2 separate regions of the Homo sapiens genome follow, and region 2 is linked to region 1. Evidence: read pairs that join two places in POLR2A ChIA-PET (ENCODE). Cell type or tissue: IMR-90. All regions are shown on one strand. Each heading gives the region's core, and the rest is flanking DNA. Links, peaks and the distances in the headings are about the cores only. Region 1 overlaps EHD2 (EH domain containing 2). Region 2 overlaps SPHK2 (sphingosine kinase 2).

Region 1 (5,471 bases), core at 162-5,161:
CCAGCCAGGGCAAGAGAGCGAGACTCCATCTCTTAAAAAAGAAGGAAGAAGAGGGAACGAAAGAGGATGTAAGGAAGGAGGAAGGGAGGAGGGAGGAAGGGAGAGAGGAACAGAGGAAGGAAGGAAGGAAGGAGGAAGGGGAGGAAGAAAGAGAAGAAGGAGGAGGAGGAGGGAGAAGAAGAGGAGGAGGAGGAAAGAGAGAAGAAAGAAGAAAAAGAGGAAGAAGAAGAAGAGAAGGAGGAGGAGGAGGAAGAGGAAGAAGAAATAGAAATACCAGGACAGAGAAGCCAGGGTGACACGGAGTTGACACAGAAATCCAAAGGCAGAGGAATGAGTCTCTCCATACAGTTCTTCCTCCCGGCTTCACTCTGTGCCAGAATGACCCAACTTCAAGAGAACTAACTAACCTGGGCCCTGATAAGTCAGGGACTCACAGCACTGGTAGGAGAGGACCGAGGAAACCTCCTCCAAGAATGCGCGCCCAGCCCTCAGGACTACTCACTCGCACCAGCCGGGCCCTCTTCACCAGGTCGTTGAGCTTGCGCAAGGCTGCGTGCCGGGGCAGGCCCTGGATGTCGCGGAAGAGGTCCTGCTCCTCCAGCTCGAAGAGGCGCCGGTTGTCGGGCACGAGGAGGGGCTGGGACCAGAAGGAGCCGATGTAGACGCGCAGCACCTCGGGCGTGCCCACCACCTTGCCCAGCGCCCACATGAGCGCGCCGTAGACGCGCATCAGCTGCTGCGTCTCCACCATGTCGGCCTTGTTGAGCACCACGCGGATCTTGTCCTCATGGCCCCGCAACGCGCCGATGGCCTCTGAGAACTCGTCCGAGATCTCCAGCTTGTGCGCATCAAAGAGCAGGATGATGAGGTCCACGCGCTCCGCGAACCAGCGCAGCACGGCCGGGAAGTCGTAGCCTGGAGTGGGAGTGGAGAGACAGGGGCGCAAGGGGCAGAAATCAGACCCCCACCCTCCAGCCATTCTCAGTAGTATCCCATTCTCTTGCATATTGGACTGTAAAGATGTTCACGTTGTTGGCTGTCCAAATCCTGTCTGGGCAAAATAGCCAAGGCCCTCAGTGGGCACTACTGCTCTGGCTCTCCAGTGCCCAGAATTTCCCCCCTCGCTCTGGCCCCAGCCCCTCAAGCCATCTGGCTACAGGGGGCAATCATCCCCCTTTTCCTTTGCTCGAGCACAATGGCGGGATCACGCCTCCCTGCAACCTCTGCTTCCCGGAGCTCAGGTGATCCTCCCACCTCAGCCTCCCTAGTAGCTGGGACTGCAGGCGCGCATCACCACACCTGGCTAATTTTTTTTTTTTTTTTTTTTTTTGAGTAGAGATGGGATCTCACTATGTTACCCGGGCTGCCGGGCTAGTCTCAAACTCCTGAGCTCAACTGATCCTCCTGCCTCAGCCTCCAAAATGTTGGGATTACAGGCGTGGGCCACCGCGCCCAGCCTCACGGCCTCCATTTTTTCATTTGCTCATTCATTAAGCAGTTATTACAGGTGTGCGTCGGTATGTACATATAGGTTGTTAAAAATACTGACATGTTTGCTAAGAGATCCCCCTGTGCTTCTATGGAACCCCCAAGCCTGCCACATGCCTCTATCACCCCAGCTCCTCCCCAGGACCTGTTGTATCTCCCCACGATCCAGCAACTAGAGTTCATGCTGGATAGCTGTGCTCTTGCCATAGCAGATGATAATTTTTTTTTTTTTTTTTTTTTTTTTTTTTTTTTTTTTTGAGACAGAGTCTCACTCTGTCGCCCAGGCTGGAGTGCAGTGGCATGAATGTGGCTCACTGCAACCTCCACCTCCACCTCCCAGGTTCAAGCAATTCTCCTGCCTCAGCCTCCCGAGTAGCTGGGATTACAGGCATGCACCACCACCCTGGCTAATTTCTGTATTTTTAGTAGAGACGGGGTTTCACCATGTTGGCCAGGCTGAGAAGTTAAATATTTTGCATTTATTTAGCAATACTTACTGAGAGTCTCATGTGTGCCAAGCCCTGTCCTGGGAGCCTGGGATACCGCAGAGAACACACAGACAAGATTCTTGCTCTTATGAAGCACCCATCCCAGCCATGGGTTCCCATGCTCATTCATTCATTCCTTTCACCATTCATTTCCTCATTCACTCCTTCATCCACTCATTCTCACCTTTGCTTCTTCACTCATTTATTCACCAACAAGCAATGCTGAGGAGAGCAGAGAGAAGCGATTGAGACCCCCTGACTTAGCTGTCTGGAAGACCTGGAGTTGAGTCCCTCCTCTGCCCCCATCCACTGTGTGACCTTAGGCAAGTAGCTTAACCTCTCTGAACTTGTGTTTTCTTTTCTGTAAAATGCAAATCATAGGACTGTTGTGAAGCCAGGTGTGATGGCTCAAACCTGTAATCCCAGCACTTTGGGAGGCTGAAGTGGGCAGATCAATTGAGGCCAGGAGTTCAAGACCAGCCTAGCCCTAAAAATACAAAAAAATTAGCCCGGTGTTGGTGGCTCATGCCTATGGTCCCACATATTCAGAAGGCTGAGGCACGAGAATCGCTTGAGCCTGGGAGGCAGAGGTTGCAGTGAGCCGAGATAGCATCACTGCACTCCAGTCTGGGCGACAGAGTGAGACTCTGTCTCAAAAAAAAAAAAAGACTGTTGTGAAGATTAAAAGAATATAAATGAGCTAATATATATAAAGAGCTTAAAATAATGCCTGGCATTGAACTGTACATTTAAAAATGATGGAAGTGGCCAGACAGAGTGGCTCACACCTGTAATCCCAGCACTTTGGGAGGTAGAGGCAGGAGGATCGCTTGAGCCTGGGAGTTTGAGACCAGCCTGGGCAAGATGACAAGACCCTGTCTCTACAGAAAAAAATAAAATAAAAAATTATCCACACATGTTGGCATGCATCTGTAGTCTCAGCTACTCAGGAGGAGGAAGCAAGAGGATCACTTGAGCCCAGCAGTTGGAGGCTGCAGTGAGCCATGATTGCGTCATTGCACTCCAGCCTGCAGACAGAGCAAGACCTTGTCTCTTTAAAAAAAAAAATGGTTGAGCTTTTTTTTTTTTTTTTTTTTCAGACGGAGTCTCGCTGTCGCCCAGGTTGGAGTGCAGTGGCGCGATCTCAGGTCACTGCAACCTCTGCCTCTCGAGTTCAAGCAATTCTCCTGCCTCAGCCTCCCGAGTAGCTGGGATTACAGGTGCCACCACACCCAGCTAATTTCTGTATTTTTAGTAGAGATGGGTTTTCACCATGTTGGCCAGGATGGTCTCCATCTCTTGACCTCATTATCCGCCCACCTCAGCCTCCCAAAGTGCTGAGATTACAGGCATGAGCCACTGAGCCCGGCCATAATGGTTGAGTTTTTATGGCGTGTACGTTAATCCTCAATGAAACTGTTTTTTTAAAAACAGTGCTGGATGTACGGTAAGCACTCAGCAAGTCATGGTGATGTCACCCACTGGGAAGCACCCTCTGTGGTCCCTGCTGTGTGTGTGGAGGCTGAGGCAGTTTCAGCTTTGTCCTTACATCTCTCAGCCCACTGGGGACACAGACCTGGCCCCTGAGTGGTCAGCCCAGGGTGGGCAGGGGGATCCAGGGAGCTGTGGGAGCCCAGGGCCAGTGCCTGACCCAACCCCCAGCCTGGGGGTCAAGGAGGACTTCCAGGAGGAGGGAAGGCAGAGTGGGAACCCGGAGGACGAAGAGTTAACTGGCAGAACAAGGAGCTAGCCCTGATTTACTGACTTCATGCCCTCCAGCTAGAGCTCACTCAGTGACTCTTCACAACAACCCCAGGAGGTGGGCACTGTTCTGACCCCATTTTCCAGATGAGGAAACTGAGGCACAGAGAAGTTAGGGGACTAGCTAGGCGTGGTGGCTCACGCCTGCAATCCCAGCACTTTGGGAGGCTGAGGCGGGTGGATCACCTGAGGTCAGGAGTTCGAGACCAGCCTGACCAACATAGTGAAACCCCGTCTCCACTAAAAATACAAAAAAATTAGCTGGGTGTGGTGGTGGGCACCTGTAATCCCAGCTATTCGGGAGGCTGAGGCAGGAGAATCACTTGAACCCAGGAGGCGGAGGTTGCAGTGAGCCAAGGTCCTGCCACTGCACTCCAGCCTGGGCAACAAGAGCGAAACTCCGTCTCAAAAAAAAAAAAAGAGAGAGAAGTTAGGGGACTTACTCAAGACACACAGGTAAGAGGCGACAGAAGAGGAGTCCCATGGGCCCCTATGCTCCTCCGGGGAGCTGGTGCTTGCACCCATCCTGCCTGAGAGGAAGCAGCCTCCTTGCGGGCAACGCAGGGACCGGGATGGGGTTGGGGGCCGTTGTTTTGGGGGAGGAAGGGCCAAGTCACTGGAGGGACAGCAACTGGAGCCCCCCCTCCCTCCCGGTGTCTCCACAAACACACATACTGGCCCAGATTCGGAAAGTGTGTCTCATGGGGCGGGGAGGGAAGAAGGGAGAGAGGTTGAGTCAGTGTGGGATGGGAGACGTGGCAAAAAGGAACCTTGGGCCCACAACGGCACTCACCCAGCGAAAACAGGCATTGTTGGCACTTCCATAGCGCCTACTGTGTGCACACACAAGTGTGCACCTTCTAAGTGCTTTGTATGTTTTAACTAATTTAACCTTTAGGACAACTATGAGGCCGCTAGTATTATTATTCCCAGTGTGTGTGTGTGTGTGTGTGTGTGTGTGTGTGTGTGTGTGTGTGTGTTTTGTTTTTCTGTTTGTTTATTTTTGAGACCAAGTCTCACTCTATCGCCCAGGCTGGAGTGCAGTGTCATGAGCTCGGCTCACTGCAACCTCCACCTCCTGGGTTCAAGCAATTCTTCTGCCTCAGCCTCCCGAGTAGGTGGGATTACAGGCAAGCACCACCACACCCAGCTAATTTTTGTATTTTTAGTATAGACAGGGTTTCACCATGTTGCCCAGGCTGGTCTCGAACTCCTGACCTCAGGTAATCTGCCCACCTTGGCCTCTCAAACTGCTGGGATTACAGGCGTGAACCACTGCGCCCAGCCCATTATTCCCATTTTGCAGGTAAGAAAACTGAGGCAAAGAGAGGTTAAGTGGCTTGCCTAAGGTCCCACAGTTTAAAAGCAGCAGAAAATAGGCTGGGCGGTGGCTCATGCCTGTAATCCCAACACTTTGGGAGGCCGAGGTGGGTGGATCACGAGGTCAGGAGTTCAAGACCTGCCTGGCTAAGACGGCGAAACCCCGTCTCTACTAAAAATACAAAAAAATTAGCCGGGCATGGTGGCAGGCGCCTGTAATCCCAGCTACTCCGGAGGCTGAGGCAGAGAATTGCTTGAACCCAGGAGGCGGAGGTTGCAGCGAGCCGAGGTCGCACCACTGCACTCCAGCCTGGAAGACAGAGTAAGACTCCATCTCAAAAAAAAAAAAGTAGCATAACATAAATAAATAAAAGTAGCAGAGCCCAGATTTGAGGGCTTTACTATGCTACAATC
Region 2 (5,206 bases), core at 1-5,000, 910 kb before region 1:
CAGAGCTGGATGTGGGAGATAGACTTGGCTGGAGACATGCCCCACAGCCAGGGAGGGGCCTTTTCTCACAGTCAAGCCTGGGCTTCTCCTTGGGATTAGTGCTCAGCCTCTCCTGGCCTGCAGCCACAGATTAGTCCTCCTTGGCCACGGGGCACAAGGGGGCAGGGGCCTGAGGTTTATAAAGACAGTGTCAACTGGGCGAGGGGCCTCACTCGTGTAATCCCAGCATTTTAGGGGGCTGAGGCAGGAGGATCTCTTGAGCTCGGGAGTTCAAGACCAGCCTGGGCAACATGGCAAAACCCCATTTCTACAAGCCACTTGGGAGGCTGAGGTGGGAGGACTGCTTGTGCCTGGGAGATTGAGGCTGCAGTGAGCCAAGATTACACCACTGCACTCCAGCCTGGGCAACAGAGGGAGACCTTGTCTTAAAACAAAAGACAGTGTCACTGTGGGGTGCTGACTCAGCCAGCTCTGCTAGGTCTACTTGTAGAGACTTGGAGCTTCTCCTATTACTTGGGTCCAGAGCTCCACCAGGCACACTTGCAAAGGACAGTCTTCCTTTGGCAATGGGATATCAGCCTGTGGCCTGTCTCTCCTTACTCAGCAGGCCTTTGATCTCTGATGTGGGACTTCCTTTGGAGTGATTGCATTTGGCTAGGATGAAGACTGTGCCAGCCCCTTTAGGCCTTGTTTCCTGGGCCTGGACTTCTCACTGGTGGGAGACTTCAGGCTTCTGTTAGCAGCCAGTGCCACTTTCTGATTTGGGGTGATTTGAGCAGTCATTGCATCTTTGCATGATTTTGTTTTTTGCCATTACTGGAGTCTTCCCTAGCAAGAGTTGCTTGGGCTTCTGTTACAAGACTTTGTCATTCCGGGCCAGGCGCGTTGGCTCACGCCTGTAATCCTAGCACTTTAGGAGGCTGAGGTGGGCGGATCACTTGAGGTCAGGAGTTTGAGACCAGCCTGGCCAACATGGTGAAACCTCGCCTCTACTAAAAGTACAAAAATGTTCCGGGTGTGGTGTCTCACACCTGTAATCACAGCACTTTGGGAGGCCGAGGCGGACAGATCACGAGATCAGGAGACCATCCTGGCCAACATGGTGAAACCCCGTCTCTACAAAAAAATACAAAAATTAGCTGGGCATGGTGGCACTCATCTGTAGTCCCAGCTACTTGGGAGGCTAATGTAGGAAAATCGCTTGAACCCAGGAGACGGAGGTTGCAGTGAGCCGAGATCGCGCCACTGCACTCCAGCCTGGGCGACAGAGTGAGAACTCCATCTCAAAAAAAAAAAAAAAGAACAAAAATTAGCCGGACATGGTAGCGGGCACCTATAATCCCAGCTACTTGGGAGGCTGAGGCAGGAGAATCGCTTGAACCTGGGAGGTGGAGGTTGCAATGAGCCGAGATCATGCCACTGCATTCCAGCCTGAACGACAGAGCGAGACTCCATCTCAAAAACAAACAAGACTTTGCCATACCCTTGCGTAACACATAGCTACTTGAAGCACCTAGGACTGGCCTGGAAGTCAGATCTACACCAGTGGTTTCTCCTTCTAGAGGGCCCTGTTGCTAGGGACTGGATTTACCCTCACAAGCAGGAACTGGGCTTTAATTAAATAGTGGAGTAGAGAGCATCTTTCTGAGCCCCGTGGTCCTTGGTTACTAAGGAGGAGTCTTCCTTAGGAACCAACTTCCAGGATGGGAGGACTTTAGGTATAATCCTCTGGGGAGGTCTCAGGATAGTCCCCTTTCCTAAGAGACAGCTCTTCTCTCAGTCAGGTCCTACTGGGGAGGAGGCTATTCTCTGGCCTCAGTTCAAGGCCAGCAGGTCAGAGGCTGGCCACAGTCATTGAAACCACTTAGACCTCACTTTTGTTTGCCAAGGATGGATGAGGTTGCCTTGGCAACCAGGTCAGAAGGCCCCAGCTCTGCGAGGATTTTATGGGACACCAAACCCCATCACCAGGGCACCAAGCTTTCCTTAGCAACCAGGATCTGGAAAGGCAATGTGCAGGGCAGGGCAGTGCTCTTCATTGGGAGAAGCCCTCAGACCATGAAGGCCTTGTTGCTAGGGAACAAGCATCCTTAGCAAGCAAGAGCTAACTGCATGCAGGCCTTTATCATGTGGGGAGGGCTGGGGTCCGCTTTGCAGAGTGGAGACTTGAAGCGAGTTGCTTGAGGGTGGGGGGTCTATCTCATGCCTTTACTGTTGCTAGGGGCCCAATCTCCTTAGCAACCAGGGCCCTAGAAAGGCAGACCCTTGGGTACCTATCCCAGCAGAGACCTGGTGTGGTTTAGGCCCCGCTGCTGGGGCTCCCTTCCTCTCTCGCTGGGACCTGGGTCCCTCTGGACCTCAGTGCTCTCCCCCTCTTCTCCTGCAGGATGAGAAATACTGGAGCCGGCGGTACAAGAACAACGAGGCAGCCAAGCGGTCCCGTGACGCCCGGCGGCTCAAGGAGAACCAGATATCGGTGCGGGCGGCCTTCCTGGAGAAGGAGAACGCCCTGCTGCGGCAGGAAGTTGTGGCCGTGCGCCAGGAGCTGTCCCACTACCGCGCCGTGCTGTCCCGATACCAGGCCCAGCACGGGGCCCTGTGAGGCTGCCCCACATCCCCACCTGGCGGAGCTCTCCTCCGCCTTGCTGAGACTTACGCCCTGTTCCCTTCCTGCCCTGTGGCCCACGGGCCGGCCAGCTGGGTGCCCCAGGGACGTGATAATGCAGATAAATACATTTATATTTTTAAGAAAAAGCGAGCCTCCCCCCTCCCTTGCGGGGGCGGGGAGGGTTCTCTGTGTGTGTCCCCGGCACGTCAGGGACCCTATCCTCCCACCGCCTCCGTTAACACGATCCTGAATAAATCTTGAGAACCCCAGAGCCAGCTGTTGTGGAAGAAGAGGGCAGCTCCCTGGCATACTGGCTGCAGCCCGTGGGCAGCTCCGGGCTGTCGTCCATAGAGGGCAGGCGCTGCTGGAAGTGCTGGAGTCTGAGTCCTCCCGCGGGCTGTCGGATGGAGGAAGGGCAGAAGGTCTGAGAGGAATGAAGCGACTGCCTTTATTGCATAGACCTTTTCAATTGCTTTTTAGATTGGGGACGGAGGACGCGCATGAGACGAACAGGGGATATGAATTTCCCCGCCCCCACCCGCGGGGAGAGGAACATTAGTGCAAATCCTAGCGCCGGCCCCGGGGAACCTGCCCCTCCTGGGCTGATTGGCCAGCTAAATGGAGGCACCGGAGTGGATGGGGCGAGGCTGCGGGCCCTGACCGGCCGACTCACTGAGGCCTACCCCAGCCAGTACATTCCAGGTCCTGTCATTGGGCGACGCGTAAAATAGACTCCGCCCTCAGCCATCCTGGCCGGGTAGGAGCAGGTGGCAAGCGTCAGGACTGAGCCCTGCCCCGTAAGGGCGGCCCCAGATCAGACGCCAGGCCCCGCCCTCATTGATCAGGCACTACCCTCGGGACGAGCCCATTTCTCTTTAACCGTGACGACGCCCACCTTCCAGCATCACGTCTGGTCCCATGAAAGCGAGCGCAATCCTGAGACGGGGCCAGGGCCCCTGCCACCACAACTCTAGCAGCCAGGCCACACCCCCTAGCTCAGGCTCCGCCCCATTGGAATGTAGGCCCCGCCCCCGGCGGGTACCAAGCTTGTTTAGTTTCAGGGCTCCCGCCCCGGGCAGCCAGGAGGCCCAGTGAGCAGTGTACCGATGCCAGGGTGCATCTGTGCCTGTAGCGGCCCATACTCCACCTGCTCCCCGTCCACTGTGAGCACGCCGCGTGGTGTGAGCGGCTCTAGGCGGAAGGCACGGGCCGCGGCGTAGCCCAGCTGCGGACAGCCCAGGCTGAAGTGGCTACCACGCTCCATGGCCAAGAAAAGGCGCAGCAGCGCAGCCCGCGAGATGCCGCTACGCACCCAGCACAGGTGCACCAGGCCGTCGTCGAAGCGCGCATGCGGAGCTGCCACCAGGTCAGCGCCTAGGTGGCTGGGCGAGATGGCCAACATGAGCACAAAGTCCCCCTCCAGCGTCACCCAGTCTGGGGGCAGCGGGGTGCCCAGCGGAGGCAGCAGGTGGTCGGGCGGGCCGCAGGTGGAGGCCCCTACCCGGGCATCAGGGGTGGGAAGTGGGAGCCCAGAGGATGGGGGAATTACGGGGGCCCCTTCGGAGACGGGTGAGTGTAGAGCTGCCTTGGGAGAGCCAGGAGGTGAAGACAGCAGTGGGTCCGGGGACAGCGGAGCATCCCCAGCCCCACCCCAGTCCCCAGCCAGCTCTGGGCCCCCACCGTTGAGGGACAGGATGGGCAGGGGTTCTGGCGAGCCAGGAGAGGCCAGGGCAGGCTGGGGCAGGGGAAGAGGCAGGTCAGACACAGAACGATGCAGGGGTGAGTGGGCCATGGGCGGGGCTGGGTCTGGGGTTAGGGTCAGCTCCGACTTGGCACGAGGCAGGCTATGGGCAGGGGTGGGCGAGGCAGGTTCCACAGTGGCGGGGAGGTAGGAGAGGCGTCCGCGGTAGGTGTGCAGTGTGGCGAGGCCCAGCACCGTGCCCAGTGTGAAGCGGGCACTGCCCAAGGCCCTGAAGCGCTCGCTCTGGATATCCACATCTGACACGAAGCCCCAGGCCACAGACAGGAAGGAGAAACAGCGGGAGCCCGAGGCCAGCGTCACGGAGAGCAGGTCCAGTGGGTGGCCACCACCCCGGCACAGCAACAGTGAGCAGTTGAGCAACAGGTCGAGGCCCAGGGCTGGCTCAAATCTTCACAGCCGGAGATGGACGGACACACAGAAGGAAGGAGCAAACAGGGGTTGGGGAAAGAGACAGGTAGGAAAGCAGCTGGCAATGAGACCACGAAGGCCATGGCCCAGGCCCACCACAGCCGTGGGGCCACCTCCAGGCGACTCCTTACGGGGCCAGGTTCCTGGTCATCTTTCATTTGCTCCCTACAATTCACTGAGTGCCTCCCATGCCAGGCAGAGTTCTGGGCGCTCGGGATACAGCTGGGAAGCAGGCAGGCAAAAATGTCCAGGAGCTGGGGGTGAGCATCCCACAGGCAGGCTGATTTACTTGACTGACTGTGGGTTTGGCTGAGTGGGAGATATAGGGGTCCCTATCACCCCAGGAGGGGCTCATCCCTCCCTTCGTGGTATCCTCAACCTACCCCCCGTGCTGGTTCACTGCTCCGGCCAGCGCGTTGCCCGAGCCG

The links. Peaks named below come from ENCODE experiments on the same cell type or tissue, not always from the same donor. Only the 100,000 strongest peaks of a DNase experiment are listed, where the experiment ranks them.
Region 2: POLR2A ChIA-PET joins it to region 1 with 5 read pairs; 2 of 35 experiments call an interaction of 5 or more read pairs at or near these places.

What each region holds. Positions count from the first base shown.
Region 1 is chr19:47,721,256-47,726,726 of GRCh38, reverse strand. EHD2 (EH domain containing 2) reads right to left here. Exons shown (of 6, transcript NM_014601.4): 4 at 503-915. Among named protein-coding and RNA genes, the nearest start is that of EHD2, 11 kb to the right of the region's middle. RefSeq lists an enhancer at 463-1,229. In IMR-90, for the core only: no CTCF peak of the experiment used is centred there; DNase peaks (open chromatin) are centred at 2,986 and 3,446; H3K27ac peaks cover 3,019 bases.
Region 2 is chr19:48,628,233-48,633,438 of GRCh38, reverse strand. It overlaps SPHK2 (sphingosine kinase 2), which reads right to left. Exons shown (of 7, transcript NM_020126.5): 6 at 5,162-5,206; 7 at 3,034-4,758. The coding sequence ends at 3,666. It overlaps DBP (D-box binding PAR bZIP transcription factor), which reads left to right. Exons shown (of 4, transcript NM_001352.5): 4 at 2,387-3,409. The coding sequence ends at 2,602. Among named protein-coding and RNA genes, the nearest start is that of DBP, 6.5 kb to the left of the region's middle. In IMR-90, for the core only: a CTCF peak has its summit at 2,961; no DNase peak of the experiment used is centred there; H3K27ac peaks cover 433 bases.